2 separate regions of the Mus musculus genome follow, and region 2 is linked to region 1. The links are chromatin loops, found by intact Hi-C in ENCODE. Cell type or tissue: heart. All regions are shown on one strand.

Region 1 (8,000 bases):
GCTGTAGTGGGGCACACATCCATATCGTGTCACACTAACCCTCACGACATGGTCCCATTTTTCAGAGGAGAAAACTGAATGTCTGCTGGCATATGGTTTGCCCATCACCAGCTGTTTGGTGGCAAGGCCAAGGTTCTACTCAGACCTGTCCAGCTTTTGATGGTCCATGATCCTTAGTAACCACAGACAGGAGATGACCAGCAGCTGCTAGCCCCATCAGGCAGATGAATAGGAAAGAGGGGGTGGGGACGGAGAAACCGAGGCTCAAACCATGACACTGCCCTCCTGAGATGTGAGGATGGAGAAACTGAGGCTCGAACCATAACACTGCCCTCCTGAGATGTGAGGATGGAGAAACTGAGGCTCAAACCATAACACTGCCCTCCTGAGATGTGAGGATGGAGAAACTGAGGCTCAAACCATGACACTACCCTCCTGAGATGTGAGGATGGAGAAACTGAGGCTCAAACCATGACACTACCCTCCTGAGATGTGAGGATGGAGAAACTGAGGCTCAAACCATGACACTGCCCTCCTGAGATGTGTGGCCCGTCAGCCTCTGCTTTCTCATCTTTTACGTGAAGAATGCTAATCTACACACACACACACCAGATGGATGAGAGTTTAAATGGTTCCTGTGTGCCAGACATGTCACCATCCAGTGACAGGTGAGTCTGGAATAAAGGCTAATCAGGTCAGGACTTCCACCAGTACACATGCCTACTCAGAATCTCCTGGCTCTGTCATGACTCTTTCCCTCCCTCTATCTATCCATCTCCTCCTTCATCCCTTCATCTCTCCTCCCATTCACTGTCCCTGTATCCCTATCCATCTCTCCATCACTTCCTCCTTCTTTCAATCCTTCTATTAACCCCGTCGATTGAGGATAGAAAATGGAGGATGGAAAGATGGATGGATATGTGGACCAATGGAATAATAATGTATAGATGGGTGACTGGATGGAGAAAGAGAATCAGTAGGTGTTGACTGGATAGGGGACGAATGGATGGATGGTGGGCAGGAGGATGATGGACGAACAGATGGTAGTTAGATTTGATGGATGGAAAGATAGATGGATGAATGGATGGGGAATTGATGGTGAGTGGGTGGGTGGATGGATGGATGGATAGATAGATAGATAGATAGATAGATAGATAGATAGACAGGTAGATGACAGATAGATGGATAGTGGGTAAATGGTGAATGGTGGATAGGTGGATAAATGATGAGTGAGTGACACATGTGTAAATGAGTAGTTGGTTAGATAGTGGGTAAATGGTGAATGAGTGGGTGGTGTGTAGATAATGGGTGGATAGATGGATTGATGGACAGATGGATGAGTGGACAGACAGACAGACAGACAGACAGACAAATGGATGGTAGGTAGATGGTGAATGAGTGGGTGGTGAGTAGATGATGGGTAGATGGATAGATGGATGGATGGATGGATGGATGGATGGACAGACAGATGGACAGACAGGCAGACAGACAGATGGATGGATGGATTGTGGATAGATTACAGATGGATGAGTAGACAGTGAATGAAGAGATGAATGGTAGATGATGGATGAATAGGCAGATGAATAGACACATGGATGGACAGATAGATGAATAAATGGGTGAGGTGGATGGGTGGATGGATGGGTGGATGGATGGATGGATGGATGGACAGACAAATGGTGGGTAGATGGTGGTACTCAGAGCTGGTTCACAGACCCAGAGATTCCACCACATCCTCACCCACACCCACTCACCAACAGATCTTGACAGGAGGACAAACTCCTCCCATAGGCTAAAGGCCGCCCGCATCTTGGGAGCTGACCTATCCTTTCTGATTGTTCCTCACAGTCACATCCCTGTGCAGTGAGCCTTGTGGCCTCAGCCTACTGTGTCACCAACCCAGAAGATGAAAAGTGGACCCTGCACCCAGAGTGTGGGGTTCCGAGGGGTCCCGGTGGGGACTGCTCGGGCACACTCTGCAGAGAATGAGTACTGAGTCCCAAATCCCATCCTCAAAGGAAGCCGTGGGTGACCTCACCAGAGCAGGACAATAAGCTACCTCCACTGCCCCCAAGCTGCCTCCTGTCAAGCTCTGTCAGCACTCCACCTCCTCACATGCAACCCTTGCCACACCTACAAACTGCTACCACTGTCCCACGTGACAGAGAAGGAAACTGAGGCTCACGGAGGTAAAAGACTTGCCCAGGGCCTTTGGTCATAGACAGAACCAGGATGAATTCGGGTCACTTGTCTTGAGGAAGCACAGACATCTCCAGCGCACCCCCGCCCCAAGCTCTCTTCCCTGTTTCCCACCACCCAGCCCCCGTATACATCACTTTGTGGTCCCTTTAAACCTGAAATGGGCTCGTTTTCCAATTTGCCTCACCCTGAGCAGTAATGTCCATGAAATAAAGCCTTGATGTGCTAATTGCTTATGGGGTTTTTCTCTGATGCCCATTAAAATAAATACATGGCTGGTAAAATAGAAAAATAGGAAATGTTTGCCCATGCCTGACCCAGACTCCTTCTCCTATCCCTGGTGAGCAACCCACCTCCTGGGAGGAGGAAAGAGAAAATAAAAAACTGGGAGGGGTAAGGGACAGAGAAAACTGGGAGGAGGGAATGTGCCTGGGAGGAGGGAGAGCAGAGGAGATGAGGGAGGGGGGAGTACGTGGCAGGTAGGTAGGTTTGCCCTCTCCGGCCCAGCACAGCCCAGGTCAGCCAGGTTCCTCTTTTGCTTGGGAAGGCTCCATCTTTGCTGCTACTCCTGGCTTGGGTCAACTGAGCACAAGCCACATGAATTAAGGCCTCTTGGGGAAATGAGTAAGAATGGCCACAGTGGCCCCTGATAATGGGATGCAGGTACCTCAACACTTCAGCTCCTGGCAGTCAGAGCCCCTATTTGCATCACCCACAGGACAGAGATGGGGTAGAGTGTAGGGGGGGGGGAGACCTACTGTCCCCAGAATCCTGCCTAGAATTAACACAGGAAACCACGTGGAGTAGTCTAATACTGGAAAATGAGAAAATCCTGCAGGGTGGCCACCTCCCTCCTACAGCAGTGCCAGCATACAGGATAAGGAAGGAATGAAGCTATGAACAGTGAGGGGCCTGACTGGACATGGCCAAGCTGGAGCAGGCCCAGGGGCAGAGCCAGCAGGGATGGGACAACCAAACCAGGAAGCTGACAGGCATGGGTTCAAATACGGGAACCGCTACCGTGTTCCATCTCTCCCCACCCCCACCCACCTAGAGCCCCACTGACCCTCCTGTGAGACAGAGACGTCCCACTCAGAGGATCTCAGGAACAAATGAGATTAGCGTTTCCTAGAGCAACGCTCGGCGAGCAGAACAGCTATTCGTCAGTTTATGCCCGCTAATTATATTTATGGAAATGCATCATGAGCAGGCTGTTCTGTGACACTGAACATTATATTTATTTCTGTTGTATATCTGTCTGTGTTTCTATTACATTTATACTGTATATCATTGCACGTGGCTATATAAATCTAGTATATATTTTACTATATACTGTGTATTGTAAACTACTATAAATGGCCATTTATAAGCCACTTCCTGTTACTACTACGGAAGGGCCAGGAAACAAGGCGGGCAGGCGCCTCTGTCTCTCAGTCACACCAGGGACAGTGCTGTCTCACACCAGGACTTGGGGCTGAGATTTGTGATCCTTGAGACACTGCCTCTTGGACACCACCTCACCTCAGCATTTAGGGATAAATGTTAAATTTGCAGTGACGTGGGACAGACCCAGGGACATGGAGACACATCTGGCCTGGACCTGAGACACCTCTTAGAGCTTGGGAGAGATGGGAAGGAGAGGGCTGGATGCCTCTGAGGAGACCTGCGGCCACGGAGAGACTTCAGAAATAGCACTATCCCCTCAGGAACCTTAGGGAGTAAAGAGGTTAGGTGCGACAGGTGCCTTCAGTGTCAGGACAGAACTCAGCTGAAAGAGCTCTCGCTGAAGGGTCCTCCCTGGTCGGACAGCCCCATTCCTGAGCTGATGGCGCCACCTGGTGGCCAGATTCTCCATAGCAGCTCCAGACCCTGCAATCATAGGATCACATTTGTCTAGCTTCTTGCTGTGCAGTTTGGAGTCTGTTGTTTGACCTCTCTGAGCTGGGGGGAGGAGCTGGTGGGGAGAGACAACAGTGCTCACTGCACCCTGCAGGCTGTTTTACTTCTGTTACAGCGTCGTAGGTCTAGTTCCATCCCCAAACCCAAAGTTGATATGTTGGCAAGGATGACCTTGAACTTCAAATCCCCCTGCCTCCACCTCCCAAGTACTAGACTCCCACTCACTTGACATCACACTCGGAATGTATTCAGTGCTAGAGATGGACCCAGGGCTTCCTGTGCAGCTAGGCAAGCCTTTCACCAGCTACACTCTCTCCAGATCCAGGCCCCCGTCCTCTTTTGTGTTAATCTCACAGGCCTCTGGGACAGCCGTGGGACTGGGGTTCTGCGTGCCTCCTGTTTCATTTCAAAAGCTGTGGACCCAGGAGGGAACCATGTAATTAACAAGAGGTGACACACGAAGGAATCCTGCTCAAGGCCTGCCACCCTCCTCCCTGCCAAATCCTGTAACCAATTGCATTATGCAAACAAGACTCGGAAACCTGGTTAGCCTCGTGCTCCGGGGCCGGGAGATCCCACTGTTGCCCAAGGAAAGAAAGACGTTTTTTTTTTTTCTTTTTGCAAAATCCTGATTAGTTTAGTCCTGTGTGTCTATGTGAAATTCAGTTTAAAAAAAATTGTGGGAATAGATAGACCCTGGCTGCCTGGAAGTCGCTTGGGTTCCATGGTTCTGAGATTTGTTTATAGCCTTGGGTTAATCAAATCTGGATTGGAGAGAGGCAGGGAGAGACAAGGGGGGGCTGTTACCAAGACCTGAAGCAAACTTGGGGAGAAGAGAGATAAGTTAGTGCCAGGATTTAGAGCAGGAAAACCCACGAAGCTGATGCTTTACCCATTGGAACACAAGGTGAAAGGGCAGGTTCTAAAAAAACCACACAGGAAATGAACCACACAGGGTCCCCATCCCCACACATCAGGGACATCTGTGGCTTCTGCCCTCCAAGTGCCCTGCCTTGGCATGTGGTGACAGCCTCTCCTCCTCGTGGAACCATTGCCTAGCTCTTCCATCCTAAGACAACTTTTGTCTCTGACCCACACACACACTCACTTCTCCCTACTATACAAATGAACAGAGTCCCAGACCTGGCTGGCCAGCCAGAGCATGGAGTTCCTGATTACAGTGATAGCTCAAGGATAGGCAGAGTGCCCAGTCGGAGTCAACGAAGCCAACCCCTGTGAACTTGGATCTTGAAGGAGTTTCAAACCTACAGAGCCTTTGGCATCTTGGGGAGAGCCCTCCCCACGCAGGAAGTGTCCAATCAGAATGGAGACCAGAGCCAAAGGCAAAGAAAGATGGGGCCCAATAACATCGCTGAACATAGGGCCTTCAGGCATAGACCCCCTCAGATACTTTCTTAGCTAAAATTCTTGTCATCAGCAATCCAGAGCACTGATCATCTGTCCCAACCTCCAGGGCCTGAGATGGACTCCTGAGAAACTGGCCAGCTGCCTCCCCCATCTGCTTCCCAAAGTCTTCTGCTGCAAAAATTCTTCCTCCTGGAGCAGCCTACTGCAAGCACACACACACACATGCACACACACACACACACACACGCACACGCACACGCACACGCACACTCATAAGCACTCCATTTGTTGGGTCTGGGGGCAGTTATGGTCTCACACCAAGCGAAGCTCTTGCCTCATGCCTCTCCTGACCTTTGCTCTCTGGCCCCTCCTGGCACTGGACCTTGTCAGTTTCCCTGACTGTGTGCCCTCTACCCTGCTGTCTGCTTACTGGGGTCCTCACTCCCTGTGAACAACCTGGTCCTCCGGCATGGGGGAGGGGCACGGGGGAACAGCTGCTCTTCAAAGAACAGCCTAGTCCAGCTGTGAACCTGCTCCTAAGAATTAGGGTGACCCTTAAGTCTGCTGAGCCCATCCTGTGTGCTGAGGGGTGATGTGCCTTGTTCCTGCATCAGTGCTGGGTAAACTAGAACTCCCCACTTCTGAACTCACCTGGATGAGTCCCGTACGACCCCAGAATAAGGACATAAATTCTGCCTCCCTGGGGTGGTGGGACAGCTTGTGAGTGGCTTCCCTGCTCTCCCTGCAATCAAAGGTCCAAGCCTAGCCCAGGGGTCTCAATGCTTTCTGCCAACAGCCTTGCCTGGGATCCGGCAGGACAGCGGGTCCAGCTTCAAAGTCACCGTCCTTCCCTAGACGTGGATACTGGATCCCGTCCACCTCCAACTGCATCTCTTGTTTAAGGGAGGCGTACCAAGTCACACTTGTACAAGAGGGACCTGGCAACGTCTCTTGTAGGAAGCCGCCCTCACATTCGCCGTTGCAAGATGGCGCTGACATCCTGTGTTCTAAGTGGTAAACAAATAATCTGCGCATGTGCCAAAGCGAACGCGTGTAAGAGTCTCTCCCTCACCTAAAAGTCCTGACGGCTTCTGACCACCCTCTGGATTAAACCCAAAATTCAAGACCAGTTCAAGGCAACCAGTACACAGTCTCTCAAGCCCCTCCTGGGCCCTGGCTTCCCGCTGGCCCTGTGGAGCTTACTCCAGCCTGCTATCCCACCCCAGGACTTTCCACATGCTTGTCCCTGCCTCTGCTTATTCTTCTCACCTTCCCTGCCTATGTCAATGCTGAGCCCGGATGCCTTCACCATCTCAGCCCCAGGCTTCCCCGGACACGGGAGCCTCCGACCCCTGCCACAGCCTGCTCTCCTCTCCAATCCTGGCTAGCATCTCCACATGGTTCTTTCTCATGCCTGTGGCCCTTCCCCAGCACCGTAAGTGAAAAATATCAGAGGCCACGGGGCATTTTCCATCTTATCCCAAGCACCCAGTGTGCATGCTGCCTTCCGCGTGGCTTCACTAATGTGAAATGCGTGCATGAATGAGCCTGGCAATACGGGAGAGCTGCTTTATGAACCGGGCTCCTCTGCTCTCCTTCCACCAAGCCCCACCCTCTCCCTCAGGTGCCTCAGACCCTGGGTCCTCAAAGGGCTTTGCCTGGCTGCCAAGGCTCTTCAACCCTCTCCTTATAAACCTATATGTGTCCAGCAGGTCCTACCCAAGATTACCCAGCCCTTGCCTCTCTGGAAGCCCTGGGCCTGGGTATCTTGTGAGAGGACGCAGGGCCCCAGCGAATAGCCAAGGATGCTGGAAGGAGATTCACACCCTGGGATCCTAAACCCTCTACCCGTGCCTCCCTGGGAGACACTTCCTGGATACTCAGGGCCTGGTGGCCTCTCTAACGGGCAGTGCCCACGGGTACTTCTCTACTTGTTTGCTTCAGTTTAGGGCTCTTTAAAGGGGCCTTGAGCATCTCTCCATTTCACCGAGGAGGGCCCAAGACCCATAATTGGTCCAGGATCACACAACATTGGCAAAGTGAGGCTCTTCCTTTCGGCTTCATTCTCCCCACAGCTGGCCTGGGTCCGCTACATTTGTTGAATGACTGAGTTGTGGAGACAGCCACTGTCCCAAAAGACTCCATACTCGATTCTCCTTGATACCTGAGCCCTGGGATCAGCAGGGTGGCGCAGCAAGGAACATAGACAAGGCTATCCTAGAGAAACTGCAGCTTCCAAACCCTGCCATCCACTCTCCAGAAGCCCTGAGCACAGGCATCGTGTGAAAAGCCAGAGGGCTCTGCTGGCAAGTCCCCCAACACAAGGGCACTGTGTTTCCCATAAGGAACAGACACTGGGCAAGCCAAAGTGCACATGCAGGGGTAGTCTCCTGGCCCATACGAGAGGCCCCAGAAGTCCAGCCTGTACAGGCCAGTCAGTCACAGAGGCCCAGGGGAGTTGCTGAGGCTGGAGAATGTCCCTCTACGTTGTTGTTAGGCCAGGCTACAGGGCTCGGATTTCCTTTCCACGGCTG
Region 2 (8,000 bases), 760 kb before region 1:
TCTTCTTCTTTGTTTGAGATCTGTCTATTTGTCTATCTGTCTGTCTGTCTGTCTGTCTATCTATTTATCTATCTTTTACCTATCATCTATCTTTCATCCATCCATCCATCCATCTATCCATCCACCCATCCTTCCATCTATCTTTCATCTAATTATCTTGTATATATGCGCATGTGTGTGTGTGTGTGTGTGTGTGTGTGCAGTGTGTGCACTTACTGCAGGATCACCAGGATTATAGATATACACTGCCAACCTTAGCGTTACATGAATTCTGGGCATCTCATTAGATCCCCATGCTTGTGTGGCAAGCATTTTACCTACTGAGCTATCTCTAAAGCCCTCTGTTGATCTTGAAGGTGGCCAGCTGAGACGACTGGGGCTCAAGATCAAAGCAGCCTGGATCCCAGGGTCTCACACAGAGGACAAGTGGTCTTGGAGAGTTGCCTGACTCACACTGCAGCTTGTGAGACACAGCGACATGACATCACAGCTAGTGAGATTTGGGGCTGTTTGTTACCACAGCAGGATGCTAGCCTAGCCTGACTAATATAGTCCTTCTTGATAACCTGGTAGAAACCATGGATCTTCTCTCCAGGAAAATGCATAGAACCATTGCATTTGGGCTACTCTCCTGGTCTGTCTGTCTGTCTGTTATCTCTCTCTGTCTCTCTCATCCCTCAGATTCAGGAATCATGCACATTTTATCACTACTCCTGCCACACTCTGTGATTGATTACTGATAGTGTGCTAATCCCCTTGGTCACACTGCCTTGCCCTTGATTCCTTTGCTGGGGGCCTTTGGAGCACCAGTTCTTTACCCCTACCCTAGAATACCTAAACACGTTCAGATGTCCAAAAGAATGAATGCCTCGGTGGGCAGTCCTCCCTCCTCAGAGGTGTGTGGGAATCGAACCACAGTTATCATTACGCATTACTAATGTGCACATGTGCCTGGAACATTTACCCCTGCTCCAATTCCATAAGTTAGACCTCCTGGAGTCTATGGGCTCATTTTATGTCAACTTGACACAAAGTAGAGTCCCTGGAGAGGAATTTTCTCAATTGAAAAAAATGCTCAATAAAATAAGACTATAGGCAAGCCTGTGGCGGGTGTGTGTGTGTTTCTCTCTCTTTCTTTCTTTTTCTCTCTCCCTACTTTCCTTCTTTCCTTCCTCCCTTCCTTCCTGTCTTTCTTTTTTTATTTTTGGTTTTTCAAGACAGGCTTTTCTCTGCAGCCCTGGCTGTTCTGAAACTCTCTCTGTAGACCAGGATGGCCTTGAATTTACCGAGATCTACCCGCCACTGCCTCCAAGTGCTGGGATAAAAGGTGTAGGCCACCAGTGCTCAGCTAGAGGGCATTTTCTTAACTAGTGATTGATGGGAGTGGGCTCAGCCTATTGTGCCTGTGGCTATCCCTGGGTGGGCGGTCCTGGGTCTATGAGAAATCTGACTGAGCAAGCCATGAGAGCAGTCCAGTGAACAGCACCCCTCCATGGCCTCTGAATCAGCTCCTGCCTCCAGGTTCCTGTCCTGGTTGAGTTCCTGCCCTTGCTGCCTTGGATGATGAACCTGTTACGGTGGAACCGTGGATTAAATAAACCCTTTTTCTCCACACGTTGCTTTCAGTCATAGTGTTTCATCATAGCAATAGTAATCCTAACTAAGACACCAAACATCACCCTTTATGTGTTTAGGCTTTGGAATGTAGAGAACATGCATAGCTGTTGTGGCCACTGGTGGGAACAGGCCCTGGGTGTAAGCAATAGGATAGAACAAGACCGTCTTCGGAGCATAGAGTTCATTAGGGTTGGGATACACTCACCGACAAGTGTCTAAACACAGATCAGTGATCCTCATTCTAACATGAGGTCAGAAAACCCCTGAAGGTCTAAGGGAGATCCTCTTGTACCTTGTCAGTAGAGGACTGCACTTGGGGCCAGACCCCTGCCTTTGAACTCTGAGGCCAGTTAGGTGATTCCTTCTTGCCCCACCCTGGTGCCCTGCACAGACACTGACTCCTGCTTCTCACCCTCCTGCCTGGGCTTTGTTCCGGGGATGTCAACTGTCAGGAAAAACAAACTTTGATGATCCAAGGTTCTCTCTCTTGCCTGCCTGAGCCTCTGTATTTGCCTTCAAGTTACTGACCTACAGCTGGGCAAAGAGGGGGTGGGTGGGCACCCAGACCTGGATTCAAATGCTAAGTTGAATCCTTGCCAACTGAGTGAGATTGGGCATGTTGATTCATTTCTGGGTCTCAGTTTCCCCATCTGTGACACTTGTCGATGAGTGTATCCCAACTCTAATGATCTCTATGCTCTGAAGACGGTCTTGCTCTACCCTATTGCTCACATCTGTTCCCCTGGTGGTGGCTACAACAGCTGTGCATGCTCTCTACATTCCAAGCCTTCTTCGGACGTAATCAGCAAATTGGCTACAATGGCCTCACCCTTCCTAGGACCGTATACTCTGGGGCACTCATCTTGGCTGCCTCTCATTTTTTTTTTTTTTTTTACCTTTATCTCCGAGTTTTCCAGATTTTCCTGGTGAGACAGATTTTGTGCAATACTGACATATGCACCTAGTTCCTTCACCAACCTGAGGAGCAGGGGTGTGAGTATTCTTGCCACTGAGGTGTGCAGCAGACCAAGTGACTGATGCCAGGCCTGTTGCAGCCAGTAGAGACGACATTGGAACCCAGACCTGATGTTTCCCATGTTGGGACTCCGTGGACAGAGGCTGCATCTCATCCTTGTGGGCATTTTGGACTGTGCTGCCCTCCAACAGTCTTAGCTAGAAACCTGCAGGTGGGACCCTGTGGCTCTAAGCCCAGGCAGCTCTCTCTGTCTTTCAGTGTGCCTGGTTCATAGCCAGGACTGAGAAGAGCCCTATGCTGCCCATCTTTGTCCTTGTGGGGACTCAGGTGGGGACAGGGCACAGAGCATGTCTGGTTGCTGGCCTCTGGAATTAGCTTCTTGGGTAGCTCAGCGAGCTAAGGAGGGGCAGCCTGGAGCACTGCAGGGGCAGCCTGGAGCACTGCAGGGGCAGCCTGGAGCACTGCAGGGGAAGCCTGGAGCACTGCAGGAGAAGCCTGGAGCACTGCAGGGGCAGCCAGGAGCACTGCGGTGGGTGAGTGAGGGGTCACCTCCCTCCTGCCTCAATCTCTGCTTTCTCCTGCTGCCATCCCTGTTCTCTTTATCTCTGGTAGCATGCCTGCCTTAATCTTGTCCCTCGGTAGCCTTTATCACATCCCTGTCCTTGCTCCTCTATCCTTCTGCGTGCCATAGCACATAGCCTGTGTCTCCCCATGTTTGCCTCCATCTCTGTGTGAGTGGGGTGATGGGCTGTTAGTCTCTCTTCCTGCAGACTGTTCCTCTCTCTAATTTTATCTCCTACAAGCTCTCTCTCATCTCTTCCCCCTCTCTCTTTCAATCTGTGTTCATATTTTCTATTTTTGTCTCCTTTCAGGTATCCCTTGTTTTCCTTGTCTCTTTTTCTCTCCCCTTTCCCTCTCATCTTCCTCTTTACCAGGTGGCTCATTTCCAAACCACCCCAAATCCTTCACCATTTGTGCGTTCTTTCCTTCCATGAAAGAACGTGTGTTTACGTGCATGCATGTGTTCCTGCATATGTGTGTGTGTGTGTGTGTGTGTGTATATGTGTGTGTGTGTACGTGAGAGTACAGACGTGCCTTTGGCTTAGGGTGTGCTGAAACCCATCCCCGTGGCTCTGTCTCCATTTCTCAGTGAATTAATCAATCTTTCTCTTGCTTGCTGTTCCCCTTCCTGGTCTTTGCTGCTGGCACCAACATGGACATCTGGCAACTCAGACTGGGGCCTCTGGTTCCAAAGAAGCATATGCCAGTTTGGGGGCAGCAGGCGGCTCCCAGTTGGATCTCAGGAAGGCACATGCTGCAGACTCAAAGTGGGGGGCTGAGTCACCTTGTCCAGACGCATTGAGAAAAACACTGGAGGCAGCAGTAGGTCAGAAGAACACAAATCCTGGTTTCGGCTTCCTGTGTGACCTTGGCCAAGTTGCTTAACCTCTCTGAACCTGTTTCCTCACTAGTGAGGGAAGGCTGCTCTAAGGATGAAATGAAGCCATTTACTGTGACCAATTTGGGTCACAGTAAATAGAGCGACGAGCCAAGACCCACACTGCCCCCGTGTGGCTGGAGGCAGCCGCAGTTCACTGGGTGAAGAGCCTTTCATAGCAGGGATATATGCAGTGACAACCTTAGTACCGCGAGCAGATTTTGGTCTAGAGCAGTGGTTCTCCACCATCCTGATGTTGCGACACAGTTCCTAGTGTTGTGGTGACACCTCCCCTGACCCATATAATTATTTTGTTGCTACTTCATAACTACAATTTCGCTACTGTTAGGAATTGTAACCTACAGGATAAGAACCATTGGTCTAGAGTTTAAAGTCTTGTGTCAGGTGGTCCTGAGGCTGGTTCTGAGATAATGTGGAACAGATGCAGGTGGGTGTCTTCCCATTCTCTTGACCGTTTGTGGAGAGAAGACACAGGATGGTATGAAGAAATTAAGGGACTGGCAGTGCCACGTCTGGGCCATCTGGGTCCAGAATGGTGGCTCTGTAGTGGCAGGAGGAAGGGCAGGGATCTAAGATAGAGTCAGCTTGTGTCGGTTGGGGCTGAGAAGAGGGAGGCTGGCTTAAGCCAGGCACCTGGAAGTCCCTTCCCAGGTCTCTTCTCTGAAACCTTCAATACTCCCCAGGGCAGGTGGATGAGTCTATTTCAGGGGAGGAATCTGGGGGTGGGGGTTAGGGTGTGGCCAAGGCCTTATGTGGAAGTAGGAGAAGGCAGGTCTGAAGAGAAGACAGGCTAGGTCAACATTGTGTATTTGTCTGTCTGCATGACCCCAGAATGCACATGGGTGTGCGCCCGCGTGCTCACATACACACACACAGACACACAGAGACACACACAGACACACAGAGACACACAGAGTTCCCTGCTGTCTGGATGCTGCCCCACCTACCCACCGAGCATGCTGGCTAGCTTCCAGGTTTCTGCTGTGCCGTGGCCCAGGTTCAGGAGCTAAGGTGGAGTTGCAAGAGAGGAGACAGGGCTTGGGTAGCCGGGGCTCAGCAGGAGCTGCCTGACCTGGATCTGAACCCGAGGTGGTTTCAAGCCAAGGCCTGCTGAATGTTTGACTTTGAAATGTTCCTTCTTCCTTCTCACTGGCTGGTATCTGCTCCCACCCAGGTCACCAACGGTCACCGCACTGAGAGCAAAGAGGTGAGGAGCAGCAGGGCATGCCTCACATACGTGTGAACTTGACACTGTTACCACTGGCAACCAAGGCAATCTCAGAGGCTGCAAGGGAATTGTCTGTGGCCACAAGCTTATCCCACTTCAGAGGAGTCCTGACCTGGGGACCCAGCTTCTTGGGGGGGTGTGTGTGGGGGCTTTTGGTCCCAGGGACTCTAAAATCAACTGTGTGCTTTAATCTGTCAGACAGTGACAATCTGAACACCAGGAAGGAAGCTGGTGGCCTGCACTAAGCTGGACAAAACTCATGGGAAATAAGATAAGGAATTGACATTTGACCTCCCTCCAGGAGGGAGTCCAAACTCCAGAACTTTCTCTGACCTGTAAAGCCTCGGCAGTTCCTTTTGTCACAAGCCATTAATCTTGGTGGCTTTCTTTCTTAGGTCCTGATGTCCTCCCTCAAGCAGCTACAGGTCCCTCCTCATATGTATCTGCTGTTCACAGACCCTCCCTTATGTGGCAGTACTCTGGCCCTATGGTCCTAACTTGATTGGTTCAGCCTGTGGGGACAGCTCTGAGGACCCTCTGGGGACTTCGAGGAAGGGCCAACAGGAGCAAATCTTTCTCTCCTTGCAATCAGGATCTGGTTATCACAGCCCATGAGAGGTACAGGAAACTAGAAATGGGGCCACTCTGAACACTTAGTCTAGTCCTCACTTGGCGGTTCTCAGTTACCTGACTTATGATGGTCAGCTTTGCAGTATTCTCCATATAGGGTGGATGGATCAGGAAGTAATCCCATTGTAAGTCAGAGATCCCCTGTAGTTTCTCTCTCTTTGGCTCCTTGTGGGCAGTACGTGCTATGATCCCCGTGGACTTTGCGCCTGGCACTTAGATGGGAATTGGTGCCTGGGATGGAGACGGGGAGGATTCAGAAACCAAGCATATGGCGGCCACTGTCACTCACCGGCATGCCTTTTCAAGCCGCAAGTTGCAGGATGACAAGGGTTGGGGAGTGGTTGGAGCTTTGGACTTCCTGTCTTTGGCATGCGTGCTTAGGTTTAAGGTTTGAAGCAGGAGAGGACATCGCCACCTGGAGACAGTGACTCGGGTCTCTACGTCTTGCAGAGATACCTGGAAGGGTCTGGGTAGCAAGAGTCTGATGGTACAGGCCTGGGAGGGGGAAGTGGGGGGACATCTGACCAATTCTAGGAACAGCGGAACCAAGGGACAAGGTCCTCCCGAAAACCCTGTCCACAATGGGCTGAGCATCCCATCTCCTGGTTTCTTGCCCACTACCATTTTCCTTTTAGACAATCAGAGAAGAAGGAAGCTGGAGGTAGGAGAGATCTCCCCAGGCTCCATTGGGGCCATCACCAGGGCACCTCTGCCAGCGCTTCTGGACCTCATCAACCAGGTGGCTTGATTAGCCCGGCTAACATTAAGGAGGGCCTGGTGGGCTGTAGACTGTGGTCTCATTGTCAAGCAGTGGTGCAAAGATTAAGTTAAGTTCTTGTCCCTGAGCCCAGGCACAGCCCCCAAGTTTATCCTGTTCATTTAAAATCTCACCTAGAGCTTTGGAGGAAAAGCCGATTTCATTACAGCTTTCCCGTTTTCAAGGAGTCGTGCCCACACACCTGTCGTCTTGTGATTATTTTCTGTCTACAGAGCCTGTGGCTCCCCCAGGTTCCTCCAGCTGCTCCTCCCACTGACTGGGTCCTCAGAGCTGGCCACAGCGTGGCACAAGCTACCTGCATTATTTACTTAACAATAAAGAGCCAGCTTGGGTGACCTGGTGGGAGAGTAAGTGGAGATTTACTGTGAAATGATTAATCATAAAAGCACAGGTCACAACGGCCTCAGACCAGGAGGAGGAAAGGAATGGAGGGAGAAGCTGCAGGCTGTGCGGTCACGAAGGGTTGACTTGTTTGTGTGATCCAAAATGACTATGGCTCCCATCTTTGCCAGGCTTCTGCCGGGAGAAGGCTTCCGGGAAGACCCGGACCAGCTTTTGTCCCTCTTGCTGTGTGACACCATGTACGTCTCTGGTCCAGTTTCCCTGTGTATTTGATGCAGAGACAGGAGAAGTGGCTTCTTGCTTCATACAAGTAGAAAGGGCATCTTGGTACCACCACACTGGGGCATAGACCCAGGAGAGGCTGAGATCTCAGTCTTAGTCTCTTCTCTAAGGCTCGGGTGTCACCCATGAGAACCTGCAGGTAATAGTAATAAAGAGAAGGCGCAAGCAGCCCCAGTAAGGCCCGAACCACAGGTCAGCACGATAAAAAGACTCCACTTGCTCAGCGGTTCCTTCATTCTGGAACTGGTTAACTCTTACAACTGCCCTAGCCTATTGCTATCTCTAAGCACAGAGGGGGATCACCCAGCAGGTGTCCTGCTCCCTCGGGAGCAGAAAGCAGCAAGCTTGCTTGAACAGCGGGGGGGGGGGGGGCTGCTTTCTACCGCTAACCTCGACAGCGAGCTTCATCACTGTATCTACCACTTTGGCAGGGAGGCCTGAAACAGAGCGCCGGCTGCCAGGGTGGGACATGGTGGGAAGTCTTTTAAATTTGTTTTTCCCTTGGGTACTCTGCCTGCACTCCAAATATTGGCCATTTCAGTTTCATTTAGGATTCTCTTTAGTCTGTGGTAATTAATCCCATTAGTAGTTAATAGCCCTTTATATTAAACTTTCCTCAATAAAATTACCATGTGATCTAGTCTTCTGACTATATCCTGATAGATACAGAACTTGTGTGCTGGCCAGG

The links. Peaks named below come from ENCODE experiments on the same cell type or tissue, not always from the same donor. Only the 100,000 strongest peaks of a DNase experiment are listed, where the experiment ranks them.
Region 2: it touches region 1 in a loop (4-fold over the local background); 2 of 42 quality-filtered maps call a loop at or near these places.

Annotation. Positions count from the first base shown.
Region 1 is chr4:130,956,330-130,964,329 of GRCm38, reverse strand. No RefSeq gene overlaps it. Among named protein-coding and RNA genes, the nearest start is that of Matn1, 16 kb to the right of the region's middle. In heart, a CTCF peak has its summit at 4,042 (motif pointing left); a DNase peak (open chromatin) is centred at 4,049; H3K27me3 peaks cover 1,318 bases.
Region 2 is chr4:131,719,770-131,727,769 of GRCm38, reverse strand. No RefSeq gene overlaps it. Among named protein-coding and RNA genes, the nearest start is that of Gm42321, 13 kb to the right of the region's middle. In heart, a CTCF peak has its summit at 4,169 (motif pointing left); a DNase peak (open chromatin) is centred at 5,139; H3K27ac peaks cover 592 bases.